2 separate regions of the Homo sapiens genome follow, and region 1 is linked to region 2. Evidence: read pairs that join two places in POLR2A ChIA-PET (ENCODE). Cell type or tissue: MCF 10A. All regions are shown on one strand. Each heading gives the region's core, and the rest is flanking DNA. Links, peaks and the distances in the headings are about the cores only. Region 1 overlaps EML2 (EMAP like 2). Region 2 overlaps VASP (vasodilator stimulated phosphoprotein).

Evidence for each region. ChIA-PET counts read pairs that join two places held together with the same protein. Peaks named below come from ENCODE experiments on the same cell type or tissue, not always from the same donor. Only the 100,000 strongest peaks of a DNase experiment are listed, where the experiment ranks them.
Region 1: POLR2A ChIA-PET joins it to region 2 with 5 read pairs; 4 of 35 experiments call an interaction of 5 or more read pairs at or near these places.

What each region holds. Positions count from the first base shown.
Region 1 is chr19:45,613,604-45,617,982 of GRCh38, forward strand. EML2 (EMAP like 2) reads right to left here. Exons shown (of 19, transcript NM_012155.4): 13 at 4,027-4,094; 14 at 3,162-3,250; 15 at 2,858-2,955; 16 at 2,199-2,286; 17 at 1,002-1,097; 18 at 1-68. Among named protein-coding and RNA genes, the nearest start is that of GPR4, 14 kb to the left of the region's middle. RefSeq lists a silencer at 2,443-2,692 and enhancers at 2,506-3,344, 3,345-4,182. In MCF 10A, for the core only: no CTCF peak of the experiment used is centred there; DNase peaks (open chromatin) are centred at 838 and 2,588.
Region 2 is chr19:45,526,671-45,531,049 of GRCh38, forward strand. VASP (vasodilator stimulated phosphoprotein) reads left to right here. Exons shown (of 13, transcript NM_003370.4): 13 at 1-313. It also overlaps a transcript of OPA3 not described here. Among named protein-coding and RNA genes, the nearest start is that of VASP, 21 kb to the left of the region's middle. In MCF 10A, for the core only: no CTCF peak of the experiment used is centred there; a DNase peak (open chromatin) is centred at 1,771.

The DNA.
Region 1 (4,379 bases), core at 148-4,147, 87 kb after region 2:
CAACTTCCCATCATGAGAGCGGGCCACAGCGTTGATATCAGTGCCGTCCGCCCCCTCAGACCAGATCCCTGTGGGCAAGATGAAGGGAAGTGGTAAGATGTCAGCTGGAGCCAGGGACCGCCAAGAGGAGCAGATTGCCACTCCAGCCACCTTAATTTGTTCCGACCTAGCCTGTATCTATCCGAGGATATGAGTCAGAATTACCTTAAAATGTGAATCCGAGCCTGCCCCTGCTCTGCTTAAAACCCTTCCATGGCTCCCTGGTGATCTTAGAAGAAAGCCTGTGGTTCTAAGGCTCAGCAGGCCCCATGCACTGCTCCAGCCTCATCCCTCATCAGTGCTCCTGTTAAACTCTGTAATGATTTGGCCACCCTGCCTCCCTGCATTTCTCCAAATGCCAAGTTCTGTGTCACGCGTGGGCTTTTGTATGTACTATTCCCTTTGCCAAGAGACTGCTTTCCTTCTTCACTGCCCTGGAAAGTAACTCCTCATCCTCCAGGTCCTAGCTCAGATGTCTCTTCCTCCAGGAAGCCCTCCCTGATTCCCTCCAAGAGTAGGCCAGATGCCCCACCCTGGGTTTCCCTGTCTCAGACCTGCTCACTCTGGGTCATCACTGTCTGGGGACAAGTCTGCCTCCCCCACTGGACTGAGAGCCACAGGAGAGCAGGGCCGTCAGTCATGGTCACTGCCAAGCCCACGGCAGGCACAGAACTGCTCAGGGAATATGTGTTTGCTTCATTCGTGCCTGAATGAATGGGTGGCTAGGGCACCGGCAGTGTGGATCTCTCCTGGCCAGTTACCACGCCCATTTGGTTTCATTTTATTACAGCTCTAATGAGTCATCTCACCCTACCCTTTCCTCTTACACAAATACAGCCCACATGCAGTAAAGCAGTGAGCTTCCCACACTGGAGGTAAGCAGTAAGACTCTGGAAACCACCAGCGGGGATGTCTCTCAGAACTACTGTCCTCAGTGAGACCTCTCTCATTCCAGAACTCACCAAACACCCCAAACCCTAGGACACAAGTAGCTGTGGCCCATTCCATGTTCCTCACAGCATCCGCACTGGTGATCTGCTTACAGGTAGCCGGGTCCCCTGGGGCAGAAAATGGGAGGAGACATTCAGAGTTGGAAGAACTACCCAGTAAACCCATCCCTTTCTTAGACAATCGGAGCTGAGGTCCAAGACAGAGGAGGCTAAGGTCCCAGGGCTCATTCTACCTGTCAGGACTGGCTGAGAAGGCATCACATGCTGGGGTCTTCACAGCCCGCAGCGTAAGCAGGAGCATCTACTTTTAAACCCGCATCTGGCCGGGCATGGTGGCTCACGTCTGTAATCCCAGGAGGCAGCATGAGCCACAGCATCTGGCTGGATCACCTGAGGTCAGGAGTTCGAGACCAGCCTGGCCAAGATGGTGAAACCCCATCTCTACTAAAAATACAAAAATTAGACCAGGTGTGGTGGCTCATGCCTGTAATCCCAGCATTTTGGGAAGCCAAGGCAGGCGGATCACCTGAGGTCAGGAGTTTAAGACCAACCTGGTCAACATGGCGAAACCCTGTCTCTACTAACAATATTTTAAAAATTAGCTGGGCGTGGTGGTGGACACCTGGAATCCCAGCTACTCAGGAGCCTGAGGCAAGAGAATCGCTTGAACCTGGGAGGCGGAGGCTGCAGTGAGCCGACATCGTGCCATTGCACTCCAGCCTAGGAGACAAGAGGGAAACTCCCATCTCAAAAAAAAAAAAATACAAATACAAATATTAGCCGGGCATGGTGGTGTGCTCCTGTAATCCCAGCTACTCAGGAGGCTGAGGCAGAAGAATCACTTGAACCTGGGAGGCGGAGCTTGCAGTGAGCCGAGATCGCGCCACTGCACTCCAGCCTGGGGGACAGAGCAAGACTCCGTCTCAAAATAATAATAATAATAATAATAATAATAATAATAATTAAAAATTTAAAAATGTAAAAAAAGAAACCTGCATCCTACCCATCCGACCGGAAAGGGGAGGAGTTGACTAAAAGTGGGGTATACCAGGGAGAAAATGAGAAGCCAGCGGTCCCTAAATTCCAAATCAGAACCAGCCTTGAATACCAAGGGAGCGAGGCTTGAAGCCCCTCCCTCCCCTCCCAGAACTCAGGGAAGTCTGCAAATGAGACGGAGGAAGTAATGTCTCTGGGTCCCGGAGAACTCACAGTACAGAATCTCATAGTCCCCGGAGTTGGTGACAAAGCAGCTGCTGTCCTGGGCCCAATCCAGGTGGGTGATAAAACTGGAATGGCCCTGCGGGGGAGGGAAGGGATGGTGTTAGAGCTGCAGAGGGCGGAACCAAGGAGAGGGGGACAGGATTAAATCAGGAAAGTGGAAGTCAAATACAGAGGTAGGGCGAGAACACAAGGGGACTAAAGGAAGGATACACAGGCCTTTGGAGTATGGGGGCAGGGCCAGAATACTGTGGGCGGGGCCAGACTGTGATGGGCAGGGCTAGACAAAAAGCACTTAGAACACAATGGGAGTTTAGAACAGGTGGGCAGGGCTAGACACGGAGGAGCTGGCTTTGAATGTTGAGGGGCGGGGCTACACAGAGGGGCGGTCTCGGAACGTGAGGGGCGGTCTCGGAACGTGAGGGGCGGGGCTACACAGATGGGCTTAGCACGTGGGGGCGGGGCTACACAAAGGGGCGGGCTTAGAACACACGAGGTGGTGAATGTGTGGACGTGGCCAAGACTCCTTGCTCTGATCAGGGCAGAATCAGTTGAGTGTTGAAGCTGCGCTCCCTTGAGGTAGAAAATTGGTTAATTTTGCACCCCCTGGGCGGGGTGGCGGCGCGGGCTGGGGGCCACTGCCCACTCACCGAGCACTTGCCCAGGCGGCTGACCTTGCGGCCGCCCTGGTCCACCGTGTACACGTACACCAAGTTGTCGTGGGAGCCCACGGCCAGGTACGCCCCGTCTGGGGGAGGGGGAGGGGGGCTATGAGGAGGCACCCAGGCTCCATCCCCTCCTCGCCCAGACTCAGCCCCCTCAACAGTCCCCAGCTCCATCCCCACTGCATCCCTCCTAGGCCTCGCTTCGCAGGCTCCACCCCTCCCCCTGCCAAGAGCTCTGAGCCTCTGTCCCCTGGCCCTGCCGCTTGGGTGTCCCAGGCCTGCCGCTTACCTGGGGAGAAGCTGACCACTGAGATCTGTTCATTGCCGTCTGTGTGGATAGCCACCAGGTCATGGGTCTCCGTGTCCAGCAGCAGCCATCTTGAAGGAGAGGGCGTGGTGGGGGGAGGAGGGGTGAGCTGATCTGACAGAGAGAGGCCGCAATCTGTGGGGTCTAAGGGAGGGATCAGAGGGACCCCAGAAGTGACCTGGGCTGGGCACGGTGGCTCAGGCCTATAATCCCAGCACGCTGGGAGGCCGAGGCGGGTGGATCACTTGAGGTCAAGAGTTCGAAATCAGCCTGGTCAACATAGCAAAACCCCGTCTCTACTAAAAATACAAAAATTAGCCAGGCGTGGTGGCACGTGCCTGTAATCCCAGCTACTTAGGAGGCTGAGGCACGAGAATTGCTTGAACCCGGGAGGCAGAGGTTGCAGTGAGCTGAGATCGCGCCACCGGACTCCAGTCTGGGCGACAGAGCAAGACTCTGTCCCCCCAAAAAACAAAACAAAACAAGGCCAGGTACAGTGGCGGTGGCTCACGCCTGTAATCCTAGCACTTTGAGAGGCTGAGGCAGGTGAATCACTTGAGGTCAGGAGTTCGAGACCAGCCTGGCCAACATGGTGAAACCCCGTCTCTACTAAAAATAAAAAAAAATTAGCCAGGCATAGTGGTGGGCGCCTGTAATCCCAGCTACTCGGGAGGCTGAGGCAGGCAAATCGCTTGAACCTGGGAGGCAGAGGCTGCAGTGAGCCAGAGGAATATTGAGGGATCAGGGCTCGGTAAATAGTGGGATTTGGGAAAGTAGGAAAGAGGGAAGAAGGGCCAGTTCCCCAGGGAGCAGAGAAGGCCTCCCGAAATGCTCTCCTCAGCTTTACCTGCCAGTCACTGTACCCACAGCCAGGACAGAGCCACTGGGGTGGAAGCCGGCTGAGCGGGCAGGGTCCTGAGAAGGGAGAGAGAAGAGGCAGGGCTCAGAGCTGGGGTCCCATGTCCATCTGGACATTCTCTTGCCTCAGGGCCAAGTCTAATCTTTGCATGAGGGCTCTCCCCTCCCTCTGCTGCCCTTTGGGACACCCCCACCCCAGACACCATGGCAGCCATTCCTCTTTACATTTCTGTAGCATGTTAACCTGAACAGAAACCATTCCTCCTGTCACTCCTGTCCCGGGATCCCTCCTTACTCCTCTTCTAAATTCCCACAGCTTTATTCATCCAAGACGACTTCTTT
Region 2 (4,379 bases), core at 195-4,194:
TTTGGGGCAGCTATTTAAGGGGAGGGGATGTCTCACCGGGCTGGGGGTGAGATATCCCCCCACCCCAGGGACTCCCCTTCCCTCTGGCTCCTTCCCCTTTTCTATGAGGAAATAAGATGCTGTAACTTTTTGGAACCTCAGTTTTTTGATTTTTTATTTGGGTAGGTTTTGGGGTCCAGGCCATTTTTTTTACCCCTTGGAGGAAATAAGATGAGGGAGAAAGGAGAAGGGGAGGAAACTTCTCCCCTCCCACCTTCACCTTTAGCTTCTTGAAAATGGGCCCCTGCAGAATAAATCTGCCAGTTTTTATAAATGCTAAGATCTCTGGAGTGATTTGAAGGCCTGTTCTGATGGGGATGGAGGTGTGCTCGGCCCCCGGTGCCCCTCCAGGAAGATTTGGTCCTCTGCTGAGAACCCCTGCCTCCTCCCAGGAATCCACCTTCCCTTCATCTTCCTTCCCACCCTGCATATTGCGCCTGCTCACTCATCCTCAGGCCCGCAGCCAGGATGATCTCTGCCCCCTCCAGCCTCCCTCCCCATGCCCCTTAGGAGGCCACTTCCTCCCCATCCCACCCTGCCCTTCACCACCCTAGGGGAGGCCAGAAGCAGCCTCACTTTGTGTAGCCTTGGGCAAGTCCATTTGCTTACCTCAGGCCTCAGTTTCTGATTTGGGAAAGGGCTCATAAGATGATTCTCTGCCCCCACTCTACCACTCTCCCAGCTTCTTTCCTCTTTTTTTTTTTTTTTTTTTTTAATGAGTTGGAGTCTTGCTCTTTCACCCAGTCTGGAGTGTAGTGGCAGGATCACAGCTCACTGCAGCCTTGAACTCCTGGGCTCAAGGGATCCTCCTGCCTCAGCCTCCCAAGTAGCTGGAACTACAGGCGTTTGGTATGACGCCTAGCTAATATTTTCATTTTTCGTAGAGATGCGGTCTTGCTGTGTTGCCTAGGTTGGTCTCTAACTCCTGGCCTCCAGCAGTCCTCCTGCTTTGGCCTCTTAAAGTGCTGGAATTACAGGCGTGAGCCACTGTGTCCGGCCTTCTTTCCTAATTTCAATGACATTTTGCAGACGCACATTATGGTTCTCAGACACGTTCTTAAGATCTTTACCCCAGAGCTCCTTTAATTAGAAAACGCTGACAGTCGATTTATAAAGTAGCATTCAGAGTCACAGAGCTCATCCACGCCCCCTTCAGTTGTCGGGTGGGTAGGTCATATGGCCTGGTGGAATACCCCGCTTGGACAGGGGGACCTCTGGGCTGAGGGACAGGTAGTCCCCCTGGAGGAGGCCTTTGCGTGAAGGAGGGCGGAGGAGGACCTGGACCAGTCCAAAGGCAGGAAGGAAGGGCGATCCCTGCGTACCGTGAGGGGCAGATTTGGAGGGAAGTTGGGCGAACTGACGATGACTTAGGTAGTAAAGGGACAGGCCGGTCCCTAGCAAAGGCAACTGAAGAGGACAGCGAGGGAGGACCGGATAAAAGGACAGTAGCAGTAGGTCCAGGACTGGGGACTGGTGACCAAGTGACTGAGCCTGAAAGCCAGAATGGACTAGCCCTGGTCAAGACCGGTTTTTCCTCCCAAAAGGCCACGTCCTGCTGGAACAGACCACAGAATGCCGGGCTGGGAGGCGTTTCCCTGGAAGACCCAGCATAGCCATGCCAGTGGGGTGCGCCATAGGTGGAAGAAGAGGGGGGTTATGTTGGATCGATCCACTCAGGGAGGGGAGGATGTCAATGACAGGTACTAAGATGGATTAAGGTCAGGAGCCGCAGGGTGGTGACTCATTGGAGCTAACGCAGTCCAGGATTCACCCCCACCTTTCCCCCTAAGACTGAGGTAGATGGAAGGGGGCGGGTCGGGAAGTCCGTAGGAACTTTGTGCATCTTTACAATGGTCTGTACCAATGAGGAGGAGGTAGGTGGTGTTCGGTGCAAAGGATGAGCGTCCTAGGGGAAGGGTCCACTCAGGTGAGTGAGGGTGCGGGTGACAGAATGAGAGGTGGCTAAATCCGGGTGCAGAATTTTGTTTTGCCAAAAGAGGTGGACGTCCTGCTGGCCTACCTAGCGGTAGGGAGGTGGGGTCTGATAAAAGACGCTGTCTTTCCAAAGTGCTCAACAAATGCGCTGGCAGGGGCGGGGTGGGATAGGGCGGGGTCCTTCTTGGAACGTTCCACCTGCAGGAGGCGGAGAGTCCCAGTGGAAGGTACCACTGGGCAGGTTAGTAGGGAGGTTCGATCAGCTCCAGCCCAGGATCTCTCCGGCGCCCCCGAAGGACTGGGTGGTGTCAGCTGGGCCGGTCCAGGATGGGACAGTGCGGAGAATAGGCCAAGACAGAGACTTCGCAGTCCAGACAGCAGTCACCTCCAAGACCAGGGCCCCGAGACCTCCTATTTCTCGGACGCCGGCGCAACTGGGGGTGCAGGCGGCGGGTCTCGGAGGCAGAGGTGGGCTCGCACCTCCTGCAGCTGAGCGCGCAGCTCCTCCAGGGCGAGCTGCGTCGACGTCGCCTGCACCTGCGCCTGCAACTCCTCGAGCGCCAGCCCCAAGTGGCCCACCTCGCCCCGCAGCGCCTCCCTGGCAACACGTCGCTCCTTTTCCTTGCGGCGCTGCTGCAACTGGTGGCGCCAATACTCCAGCATCAGGCAGCTGCAGGCGGTGATGAAGATGATGCCCTCGCCCAGCAGCTCCGCGCCCAGCTCGGCGGCTGCACCCTCGTTCAGCGGCTTGATGGCAGCGGCATTGAAACCCATGATGCGCATTTTGGTCCGCATCTCCAGCCAGTGGTACACTGCAGGAAAAGACAGGAGTCAGGGGTCTTTTGCAGGGCAGCCTCCTATAAGCCCCGACCCTCTGTGCTTCGATGTCCCCGTTGTAGCAATGGGGATGTGGTCACCACAATCGGACGCGTGCTGGCGGGGACGCCTTAACGAAGACAAGTGCAGGCCTCACACCCAGAATCCTCTAGGGAAAACTTCCTTAACTAATGACTTACTCATGTGAAGGTGGAGTGTCAGCTTTTGCATCGTTATAAACACAGAAGATGCTGATGCTCTTTTTTTTTCTTTAATTTTTCTTTTTTTGAGCCAGGGTTTCGCTCTATCGTCCAGGCTGGAGTGCAGTGCCGAAATCACAGCTTACTGCAGCCTCGAACTCCTGGGCTCAAGCGATCCTCCTCCCGCCTCAGCCTCCAGAGTAGCTGGGACAACGTGTGCGCGCCATCATGCCTGGCTAATTTTTTAATTTTTTGTAGAAATGGGGGCTCCTTGCGTTGCCCAGGCTGGTCTCGAACTCCTGGGCTCAAGCGACCCTCCTGCCAAAGCCTCCCAAAGTGCTGGGACTGCAGGTGTGAGCCACGGAGCGCGGCCCTGAGGCTAACTCTTAATTCCATCAATAATTCATACTTCGCTGGGCGCGGTGGCTCATGCCTGTAATCCCAGCACTTTGAGAGGCCGAGGTGGGTGGCTCAGTTGAGATCAGGAGTTTGAGACCAGCCTGGCCAAGACGGTGAAACCCCGTCTCTACTAAAAATACAAAAATTAGCCGGGCGTGATAGCGCGTGCCTCTAATACCAGCTACTCTGGAAGTTGAAGCAGGAGAATCGCTTGAAACAGGGAGGCAGAGGCTGCAGTGAGCCGAGATCATGCCACTGTACTCCAGCCTGGGAGACAGAGCGAGACTCCATCTCAAAAAAAAAATAAAATTGTAACTTGATTTTTCACTGCACTCCCCCTCAACCCCATGAACTATATGGAATTCATCACATATTCTATCTCCTTCCCTCTCCCCTCCCAATTTTTACAAGTGGTTTTTATTTTTTTACTGTTTATTTTTATTTATGTATGTATGGTTTTTTTTTATTGAGACGGGGTCTTGCTCTGTTGCCCAGGCTGTAGTGCAGTGACACTATCTCAGCTCACTGCAACCTCCACCTCCCAGGTTCAAGTGATTTCCAACTAATTTTTGTATTTTTACTAGAGACGGGTTTTCACCATCTTGGCCAGGCTGGTCTCAAACTCCTGACCTCAAGTGATCCGCCTGCTTCAGCCTCCCAAAGTGCTAGGATTACAAGCATGAGCCACCATGCCCAGCCTTTATTTATTTATTTATTTTCGAGACAGAGTCTCGGTCTGTCCCCCAGGCTGGAGTGCAGTGGTGTGATCTTGGCTCGCTGCAGCCTCTGCCTCCCAGATTCAAGCCATTCTGGTGGCTTAGCCTCCCAAGTAGCTTGGTTCAATGGCGTGTGCCACCATGTCACCTACTTTTTTTTTTTTTTTTTTTTTTTTTTTTTTTTTTTGCATTTTAGTAGAGACAGGGTTTCACTACGTTGGTCAGGCTGGTCTCGAACTCCTGGCCTCAAGTGATCCACCCGCCTCAGCCTCCC